2 separate regions of the Homo sapiens genome follow, and region 1 is linked to region 2. Evidence: chromatin contacts called from ENCODE Hi-C data. All regions are on one chromosome and are shown on one strand. The core of a region is the stretch at or near the end of the contact, and the rest is flanking DNA. Distances in the headings are between cores, read along the strand shown.

Region 1 (5,176 bases), core at 2,174-4,673, 980 kb after region 2:
AAATGCAATCTGGTAGCAGAATTCCCTCTTTCATGGATGACCTTAATCTTTCTCTCTTAAGGCCTTCAACTTAAAACAAATTTGAGACCCACTCACATTATTGCAGGTCATCTGCTTTACTCAAAGACTACTGATTTAAATGTTAATCTTACCTAAAAATACCTTCACAAGGACATCTACGATTGCTGTTTGAACAAACACTTGGAGATCACAGCCTAGCCAAGCTGACACAGAAAATTACCCATTGCGTTTGGCATTGATAGTCTGTGCTCACCAAAATTTAAAATTATTTCAGCAAACTCTTCTTTGTGGACATCATTATCTATCAAATTTAGAGGAATATAAATATCCCATATTCCTTCTCAACCTTCTTAAAAATTATATCATTTTAACATCCTTTTATTTCCAATATCCCCTTTCTCTATGTCTTTTTCATCTTCTCAGCTGTTGCACCCACAATACAACAATGCATGTCAGTTTTCCTGATTGAATTACTCTTTATGACAGGGAAGAGAGAAATCCCCATGATCCATTCCACAATTTTGAATCTCTGGTACCAGTTGATCTGTACTTCATGGCAGGAACTACACCATCCCCTGTTTCTATCCTCTTGAAGATTAATTTTTATGTGCACTCCTGTGTATATGTGTATGCTTGTGTTAATTCTCTTCAGATGAAATTCATTTATTTTTGCCAATCCGATATCTCTAAAGCAGAAGACAGAAATTTTCACAGCTCAATGAATGCAAAGTAATAATTACATATGTGAATATTAAAGAATTACAGAACTAATTATTACTCTTCCAAGCATAGACAATTGGAGGCAGAGGTAAAAACTCAGGAAACCCAGATATAGGGCTTAAAATAGTTAGACATTATAGTCATCCAAAGGGCAGCTCCTCTGTAAGATCAGACAGACATCCCTGTTCCTGCCCTTTGTTTCACTGATGTGCATCACTGTCTGAAAGGACACCCTGTGCTGGAAAGCCTAGGCAGAGGTTGTCTAGCAAATTCTTGTGTCTTCATACTATGCTGCATCTACTGAAATATGCTCCTTGAAGCAAATATTTAGGAAAAGATTTACTTTTATGTTTTAGGACAGCACATTCTACTTACAGCTTACTGAGACTGAGCCTCAGAAAATGTTTTATAGTGTCTGAGTAGAATCCTCTTGTTATAGAAAATAACAGTCTTCTGCCTAGACATATCCCATACGGAAACCAATAACAGTTGATCTTTTATTAATCATGTTACATTTTTCAGACTACTGTTTCAAATATTTTTACAAGGCCACAAAAGCCTCAGAACAAAAATGAGCACATAGTTGCCAAGGTACATTCCTGGGCAAGTGGCCAGAGGGGCAACCAGGTAACCCCAGCCAGACATTTTGTGATGATATGTGACATCATCTAAACCATTTATCCCCCTTTTGTTTGTGCTTTGCTCATTCGCTAGTCATTGTCTGACATTTACTACCTTTTTCTCCTCCATTGATCTATATTTAGAACAAAGCCCTCTGAGCAGGCACTGCAGGCTCTAGTAAAAATAATTTTTCTTTTACTCATAAGGTGAACTTCACCCCCAGCTATGAGCTCGTAATTCTGACATGCAATTCCATTATCCAGGAATTCAGATGCTGTTTATTGATACCATCTGCACATTCATTGTTCACATGTTAGGTTATTTTCTCAACTCCTAACTCTCAGTAAGACTATGTGATGACAGTGCCATCTGTGCTGCCAAGTTTTTCATCTTCTTACCAAAGAGGGTACACTCTTAAGGTGTGGTTCATGTCAGTATGGGTCGATAGAAGTGCTATGTGGAGAACAACATGGATGTGTCATTGAGAAAGGTGACACCAGCCCTAACTGGCAGCAATCCATATTCAGTCATTCAGAAACTATTAATGAGAAATCACGAAACAACATCCCTAGTTTCCTCTTTTAAGGCCCAGGTTGTCTTAAGCTGCTTTGTTCCCTTGAATTCTTTGTGGATATAGTTTGTAAAGAATCGTTCCTTGTTTTCTTTGGACCTGAAGACCAGTCTTTTAAAGCATAGGTCTACTCAAACCATTATCTTTCAGATGGTTTCCTGTTTTCCCTGATTTTTCCACATATGGGCCATAAACTGCGTAATACAAAGAGTAATAGATTGAGCTAGAATCCAGGTGTTCTTATTTCTAGTTCTAACACTGTAAATAACTTTGTAGTATTGAGCGCACATTAAACTATCTTTAGGATTCTATTTCCTCGTCTGAAACACTAGCGTAATGGGGTGGTAATTGTATAGCATCAGGGTGTCAGTTGACTTTTAAGTAGGAATTTATCTTTTCTCTCTTTTATGTAAGTAAGATACGAAATGGCATTTAGAAAAATGTTCACTGAGTTTTGAAAAAGAAAACACACTGCTTTGGTTTACTTTGTCTTTTTAAAAAGACAACATTTCACTATGATGTTGAATTACATTGCATGTTCCCCATAAACACTTAGAAGTTATAATAACGTTACTCATTTAAAACCCCTGCAGAGCTACCATGTAGGTAATATTTAAAGATCATTGTTCTGAATCAATGACATAGAATGAGTTACTGAGCTATCAACCGCCTGCATTGGTGACAAATGTAATTGTATATAAATGTTTTATATGATGCACAGATATGAGTATTTGATGAGTACATGCCATTAAATCCAAATATATTTATCATTGCTGTTCTGTGCAAGGATTTCATGTAATTTAAATATTTCCCTTGCATGAGATTTTCATTGTAAATATATTGCATTTATAAAGTCTTATTAATTTCACAGGCTCATGGTTTTACTATTTTCCTTATTAAGAAAATTTGCCATTTCCTCATTTTTCCTCATTATAATAACACTTTAATTCAGAAATTATCACATGAAGGATTTGGAATGATGGCAGACTTTGTTGCGACATTTTGCTTCACACAGCACAGCCTTGCTTTCTGCAAGAATTGTGCAGTGACAATGCCATGACCTTTAGATACCACACATCTGCCTAGGATAGAAGTATCTTTGTTTTCTTTTATCCCACACTTTTTTGAACATGTAATATATTCCAGGCCCCAAGATAAGCACTAGAAATACAAAGACAAAAAGGTACAATTGCTGCCTTTCAGTAACTCACTGTTTCATGTGAGAGGTGGATTCGTCAGGGCAAGATAGTAGATAAAGCATTGGTACGTACCCACCTCCACTTTTTTCAGGTCCCAACATGCAAGTAAAATAAAGGTAAAAAAGGTAAATAAATAAGTTGACAGCTGAGAGCAGGGTGGGGGCATCAATTAAAGACAGGTTTAAACACATTTCTGACAGACAAAAAGAGATGAATGCGTGAGTCATTAATCCAAGAACAGAAAGACAAAACCTAGAACACTTGAAAAGAAAGTTGCAGCTAATGAAAAGCGGACTTATTCAGCAGAACCCCCAAGAAGATGCAGACTAAGAAATGCCAATGCTTTGATGGGTACAAGGAAGAAATAGGACTAAGACAAGACAAATAATGGAGGACTTACATGGCAGAGGTAAATCACCCACATCTCTTTCTCCAACTCCTTATGCTCGATGCTCAGCATTGAAGCCCTTTACCCCAGGGACAAATACAAGTTTGACAAAGCCATCTGAGGAAAATAAGGTTGGTTAATTTAAGTAACAGAGACCTAGAGTGAAGTCTTCTTTGTACTTTCTTGTCCTGTTATATATGAGTCCTGCAGCATAAGATTCACCCCCATGATTTCTTTCTCTAAAGCATTTTGTGCTGGACACAGTCTCTCTGTCAATCTTCTTAGATCCTTATCGTTAAGTATGGTTTGACTACCATGACTCACCGTAAGTTCATAAAGGTACTGCAACATGAAATAGAATGATGAAGATATATTAAGTAAAAACTAATCCTGAGTAAATAAAGGGTAATATAGGAAACCAAAATAATGTTTAAAAGTCTCCTCAGGCGGATTTGAGGTTTTGGCCATGAGAATTAGAAAAAGAAAGAAAGAAAGTAAGAAAAAAATAAAGAGAAAGGGAAGGAAGGAAGGAAGGAAGGGAGGGAGGGAGGGAGGGAGGGAAGGAGGGAGGAAGGGAGAGAGGGAAGGAGGGAGGTTAATGAGGAGAAAAAATCTTGGAAGTTAAAGTCATTATTGAAACAACATATTAAATAGGAAAGTTGGAAAATAAATATGAAGTTAATTGCTCATTTAATATAACTACAATAAAAATAAAGGAATATGGAAGAGAAAAAAATATAGTTCAGGATGGCTAACACTTGGCTAAAAGAAGTTATTGGTAAAAAGCATGAAGAGAACAAAGATGAAATGATCAAAGACATAGTACCAAAAATTCTTTAAAAGCTAAAAAGAGAAACCAACCTAACTTAAAAGGCTTTCCATGTACTATACCTTAAAATATTTAGTCACATCATTGTGAAACATAAGAAAAAAATCCTAAAATCACCTGTAAATGACATATAATCAGACTATCATTCATTTAGCATTATAGATAAAAACGGAAACGTGCTTTCAAAATTCTCAGCAGAAATGATTTTCGATGTAGACTTACATACTCATGAATACTTTCACTAAAATGTTAGGAATGAATAAAATGCTTTGAAATCTGAAAGAACTCAGGAAGTATGTTTGAAAAAAATTTCCTTAGGAAATTAATTGTGGTCATATTCCAGCAAATTAAATGAGTAAGAAAGGAAAATGTGAAAATCGGGAAATAAATACAAGAGAACAAGATAAGCTCTGACATGTCACTTTGTAATTGACCTATTGTCTAGTTTAGATCAGAAGGACCATAACAGAATATAAATATATCAGCATATCACAAAGGAGAAGATGTAATCAACACACTACCTGGCCCTATTCTAAACTCTAATTTACATTTGCACTATACTTTTATGATAAACCTGTAGACAGATTATGAGATAATTAACTTTGCTTTAAGATAAGGATATAAAAGCAAAAATACAGGGAGTTAATAAAGATAAGTTGGAGGAAATGGGTGCACCAATGCCCTCATCTTAGAAAGGGGGTGTCAAGGCATAAAAATTAAGGTTCATAGACCATAAATAATCACTTGAATTTGCAGATGGGAACAGTGAAGATAGAAACAGAGAATTATGAGATAACTATTGGGAGTGCGGAGTGGATATATGGGTG
Region 2 (4,976 bases), core at 1,062-3,561:
TTAGATGAAAAAGTTTGTGAAAATAACCATCTGCTGCTGGATTCACACTGAGGATTTACTGTCTGTAAATAAGACGACCCAATGCTGTCCAAAAATTAGTGTTTTTAAAGTAAGATTTGTAAAAAATGTATCACATCTCCTTTGTTAAAAAAAAATCCTAATACACAGGAGTCTTTAAGTTTGTCTTGCCTTCCATTTAACTTCAAATACTTTAGAAGCAGGACTTTTTTCCTTCTTCCTCCTTCAGCCTAACCTCTTTAATAAACCCCATTTTTAAAGAAGAAACAATAAATGAAGTGACAGGAGGTCAAAGAATGAGGAGTGTGCGCTGGGAGAATAAAGGGCGGTTTTATAACAGGAGGTACTTTTGTTAGCAAGTGACTGGCAGGTCTCCTCCCCCAAGTTAGAAGGAATTCCATCCACTCTCCAAAACTGCAAAGGCCAAAAATGTCTAGTCTAATAGTTCTGAAATCCCCGAGTCAGGAGAGAGCCGAGTGGCGGATGGCGAGTGGGGGAAGGGAGAAAGACCGGTAGGAGACTAAAGAACAAAAGAAGAAATCCAAGAAAGGGAAAAGGAACGCTGGGACCCTGGCCTGGGAGGCAGGGGTGGGGAGAGACAAAGTGAGAGAGCACGACCCGGGAGGAGAGCGTGGAGCCGGGCAGGGACAGGCGTGCCGCACCATGGCGCACCATGGACAGGGCTCCGCGCGGCGGCGGCCCACGACCGTCTAGGGGTTGCGGGAGAAAGCGCGAGAGACTGCGGAGGCCAGCCCCGTCCAGCCCCTGCCCCCGCCCCAGCAGCACTCACCCCCCGGCGGGCCGGAGCGCGCCAGGCCCTGACCCGTGAAGACCACGGAGCGGGGTAATCCACACCACCTGTCTCCACCCCCGGAGCAGGCACTTCCGAGCTGCGTCCGCACTTTTCGGGGCTGCCAGCTGGCAGTAGAGCACCTCTCCCCTTGCCCCGAGGGCGACAGGCAGGGGGACCCTCCGTGGATTTTCCTGCCCCGCGGCGAGGGTGGGCACGCCCCTTTCCCGCAACCTTCGAGGGACCCCACGGCAGGCGGAGACCGACTTGGGACCAGGGCACTGCACCCGCCCAGCTAGAGGGTCCCGGCCGAGGCTGTGTGAAGTGGCCTCCAGGCCTGGGCTGGCTGGTCGGGAGGAGCCTGGGGGCATCCTCGGGTTGGAGGCGGCGGAAAGTTGGGCTGCCCCCGGGCTGGGAACCCGCAGCGTGCAGTGGCGAGGGAACCTGCGCCCGGACTGGAGCAGGTGCTTCCTGCCGCGGAGGAGCCTCTTAGTAGAGATTAAATGAAAAGGCTCGCTGGCTCTCTCCCGAGGGTATGAAAAGTACGGAAGGCTCCAGGCAAAGGCGCCCCCGGGGCGCATATAGGGCACAGGCAGCCGGACAGAGAAAGGAGCAGCCGCGTAACGGAACTTCTCGCCCGGGGGAGATACTAGGCGTGAGAGGCCAGACTCGTTCTACAGGCAGGCGCTGACCGGCAGAGACTCCTCCGGGCAAGAGGGCCAGATTTTCTTTCCAGGTGGGACGAACACAGAATATTGTGAGGGCAAGAGAAGAAGAAAAGGAGGCAACTCCAGACTGGGATAAAGACAATAGGACAGTAGAGCCCTTGAGCACCGGGAGGCGCACGGGTGCAGGGTGGGGTAAGGTGGAGGCAAGTCCCGTAACTAAGACACCAGAGTGAGAATTCCTACTGTAAACTCGCGACCCATCCCTGCAGAAATAAACAAAAAAATTGGAGCAAAGTACTATGCGAGGGGCGAAAGGCACAGAAAACTGCAAAACCTGGGAGTTATCCTGCCTCACCCTCCTGCTGCCTGGGGACACCCCCCGCGAGCTTGCTCGGCCCCGAAGAAGGAGCAGAGGGGACCCGCAATCCAGCCCCTAGAGCCCCGCCAGGAAAGGCGCGAGAGACCTACTGGCCCCGGCAACCCTGCCCCGGCGCCCGGACGGAGCCCGATGCCTGCGCAGCTACCGGCCGCGCGGCGCGGCGCGGCGCGGCGTGGCACCTCCCTTCCCGGGTGCGCAGCCCGGCCCCGCAGCGGCGCGGGGAACAAAGGGACCCGGCGCCGCCCGCCCCACCCCGCCCGTGGCCCGGCCCGCGGGGACCGCCGCGTACCTGAAGCAGGGCCGCCAGCAGCGGCAGCAGGGTCCGCAGCGCTCCCGCTATCCGGCACATGGAGGCGGAGAGGGGCCGAGCGAAGAGCCGGAGGAGGCGGCGGCGGCGGCGGCGGCGGCGGAGGAGGAGGAGGCAGCGGCAGCACCAACAGCGGCGCGGAGAAACGGCTCCAGGCAGTTTCCACCCCCTTCCCTTCCCCTCCCCTCCCCACCCCCTTCTTCGCTGCTCTCCGCTCCCCGCCAATGGAGAGCGAGCTGATGACAAATAGCGGGCCGCGGAGTCCGCGGGACTCGCACCAGGAGTAATAAAACAGACCCAGAGATCAAGGAGCTGGGGAGGGGGCGGGGGAACAGGGAGGGAGAGCGTGTGAGCGTCTGCGAGTGTGTGGAGGCGGCTGCTGTGGCAGCGCAGGCGGCTCGGCTCCGGCCCGGAGCGCAGCGGAAGCCGCGAGGGATGCAGCGGCGGGGACCTTGGCCGGTGGAGGATGTGGAGGTGGAAGTGGAGCGGATGGCGCTCCCCAAGAGCTCCGCCACGCGAGGTTTCGGGCTCGTGGTTTTGCTTCCTCCGGGTCCCCGCTCCAGGGCCGCTCGGCGCGACGAAGACGCCGGGGACAGCGCCGCGGGGAGGGCGCTCCGGGTCGTGCGTGCTGCACCCACAAAGAGCAGCAGTCCCGCCACTCCGCGCCTCCGCTGCGTGGGGGCCGAGGGGCGCTTCTCGGCTCCTCTTTCCGGTCCCCCGGCGAGTTGGAGACTGTTCTCCGGCCTCGGCCGCAAGGGGGTGAGGCGAGGGGCCGGCGCGGTCTCTCCCGCCGCGGCTCCGTCCCGCGCAGCTGCTGCCGCAGCCGCCCCTGCTGCCCGCGCACCGGCACCCGCCCGCCGGTCCTCGCCCTGCGCCGCTCACTCGCGCGCGCCGCCCTCCGTCGCCGACCGCGCACCCCGCTCGGCCTCCGCTGCGCGACCTGGGCGAGCCGCCGCCGCTCTCCCCGCGCTCGCCCCACGCGCTGCCTGGCTGCGCGGCCCGCTCCCCTCTCCTATTCCTCCCGCCGCCGCCGCCGCCCTCGCCCCCGCCTCCCTCCTCCGCCGAGCCTCCCCGCCCGCGTCGTGGCCAATCGGAGGCCACCAAGCTGCGGCTGTAGCCGGCCGGATCCGCGGCAGCCGCCCGCCCCCGCCCCGCCGAAGCGCCCCGTATTTTGCTGCAGCCCGCGGGGGGTCGCCGGAGGGAAGCCTAGAGTGCGCCGAGCACCGCCCCGGCAGGTGGAGGGGCTGCGGGAAATAAAATAACTTGGGCAGGAACTTGATTGGTAGCAGGTTCATCTTTGGTCCGCGGTAGGGAATCTAATGGAGATGAAGAATGGTGGGGAAGGGGGGGCGGTGTCTCCTTGGGAGCCTAACGTACGCTTCTTTATTTTGTCATTCTTTGGAGATGGGTAATCTTTCCTGGCAGGGGCAGACACAGCAAACTAAGGACGCAGGCCAAGCTCATCCTAGCTATTGTTGTCTGAGGCGCTCGCCGGGAGCCACCTGCGGGCGGGGGAGGGCGGAGGCCGCGGCTCCTCTCTGGAGCTCGCACCTTCAGCTCCCACCCTTGAGGATGTACTGGAACAGCCCAAGTTTTTGTGTTCTTGTTTTGTTTTCTTTTGTCCCCTCTGGGAGTTTGAGAGTGCATGTTTGTTATTTTATTTGAAATCTCCCGTTTTCTATTTCTATTACTACCTGTTAGTGGTACTGTTCACATTTGGGGCCAACAGTTTCAGGGTACTTTTACCCTCTCCTACCACCCCTAACAACAATTTTTAAAAAAGAGAGAAACTAAAAGCCGGAACTTGAGAAAATAGGATTATATAAAAGATAAAATGACTGATACAGAATTCTCACCACGTAAAGGATTTCTGCTGGCTTCCTTTAAGGCATGAACTTCAAGTGCAACACAGTGAGAGACTTTACAAGTTTGAGTCACAAGCATTTGTGGAATGGAGCGGGGGATGGGGAGCAGTTTTTGTTTTTTCTAATTCTGGTGAGGTAATAAATTTTCCGGAACCTTTTTTAAGAAAGGTTTACAAGTAAATAGAAATATCCGTTTTATGTAAGCTTTTCAACACTTGGGAGATCGGTGAACTTCATTGCAGTTAATGAATATTTTCTGCCTTTATTGCTTGCTTTTCTGCTTTGGGTGACTGAAATATTAACTTTATTTGAGTTTCAAGATACCGATCATTTAAGAATCTGATGATGAACCTTTAAAAACCAGCTACTAATTTCTTGACATAACTGATACAGCTTTTAATAATGTACTGTTGCTGGCTAGGCTTTTAAAAATTTAATATTCATAGGGAGGCTTATTCAATTTTAATTAAAACATAATATTGTAAGTTTTTTATGAAACAAAATTTTTCCTGGATTTTCTTTCTTTTCAAAAGAATAAGAAAGGTTATGTTAATTAAATTTAAAAGATGAGATGAAACACTTAATATAGTAATCAGAAGTGCTTGTTCTTACCCTTTCTCTTCTTTTTTTGCTAGATATTATTGTCACACTATTGCTAGTCCGCCTAAAAGTTATCTTTGCAATAGAGTATTTATAAATTATGCTTTCTGGGAGTCATGCAAAATAATAGTAAAAATTCAGTTGAGATATGGGGATATGTTTGTTGTATTCCAGAGTGAGATGTAGAGATCTCATCTCCATGGCTAAGATTTAAGCTTCGACCCTCGTCGTGGGGTTTCGACTGTATCCTCATCACTCCTAGCAGTACCCATTGATGTTTATTGCCATTCTGATTAATTTAAAGGTGGAACAAATTTCAACATGAATAACTCTATTTCTTGTTAGTAGT

What was found. Hi-C counts contacts between places; a loop is a spot of excess contacts on that map. Pooled maps may share reads with other maps.
Region 1: a loop to region 2 is called in a map of endothelial cell of umbilical vein, with 4 times the contacts of the local background. The contact joins the promoter of LINC02879 here to the promoter of CDH2 in region 2. A Hi-C loop is called at or near these places in 4 of 168 maps with a recorded cell type or tissue (PC-3, ascending aorta, chondrocyte and 1 more) and 5 of 50 pooled maps.

The regions. Positions count from the first base shown.
Region 1 is chr18:29,153,434-29,158,609 of GRCh38, forward strand. LINC02879 (long intergenic non-protein coding RNA 2879) reads left to right here and starts at 3,424. Exons shown (of 3, transcript NR_186853.1): 1 at 3,424-3,541. RefSeq lists an enhancer at 849-2,048.
Region 2 is chr18:28,174,819-28,179,794 of GRCh38, forward strand. It overlaps CDH2 (cadherin 2), which reads right to left and starts at 2,312. Exons shown (of 16, transcript NM_001792.5): 1 at 2,145-2,312. The coding sequence starts at 2,204.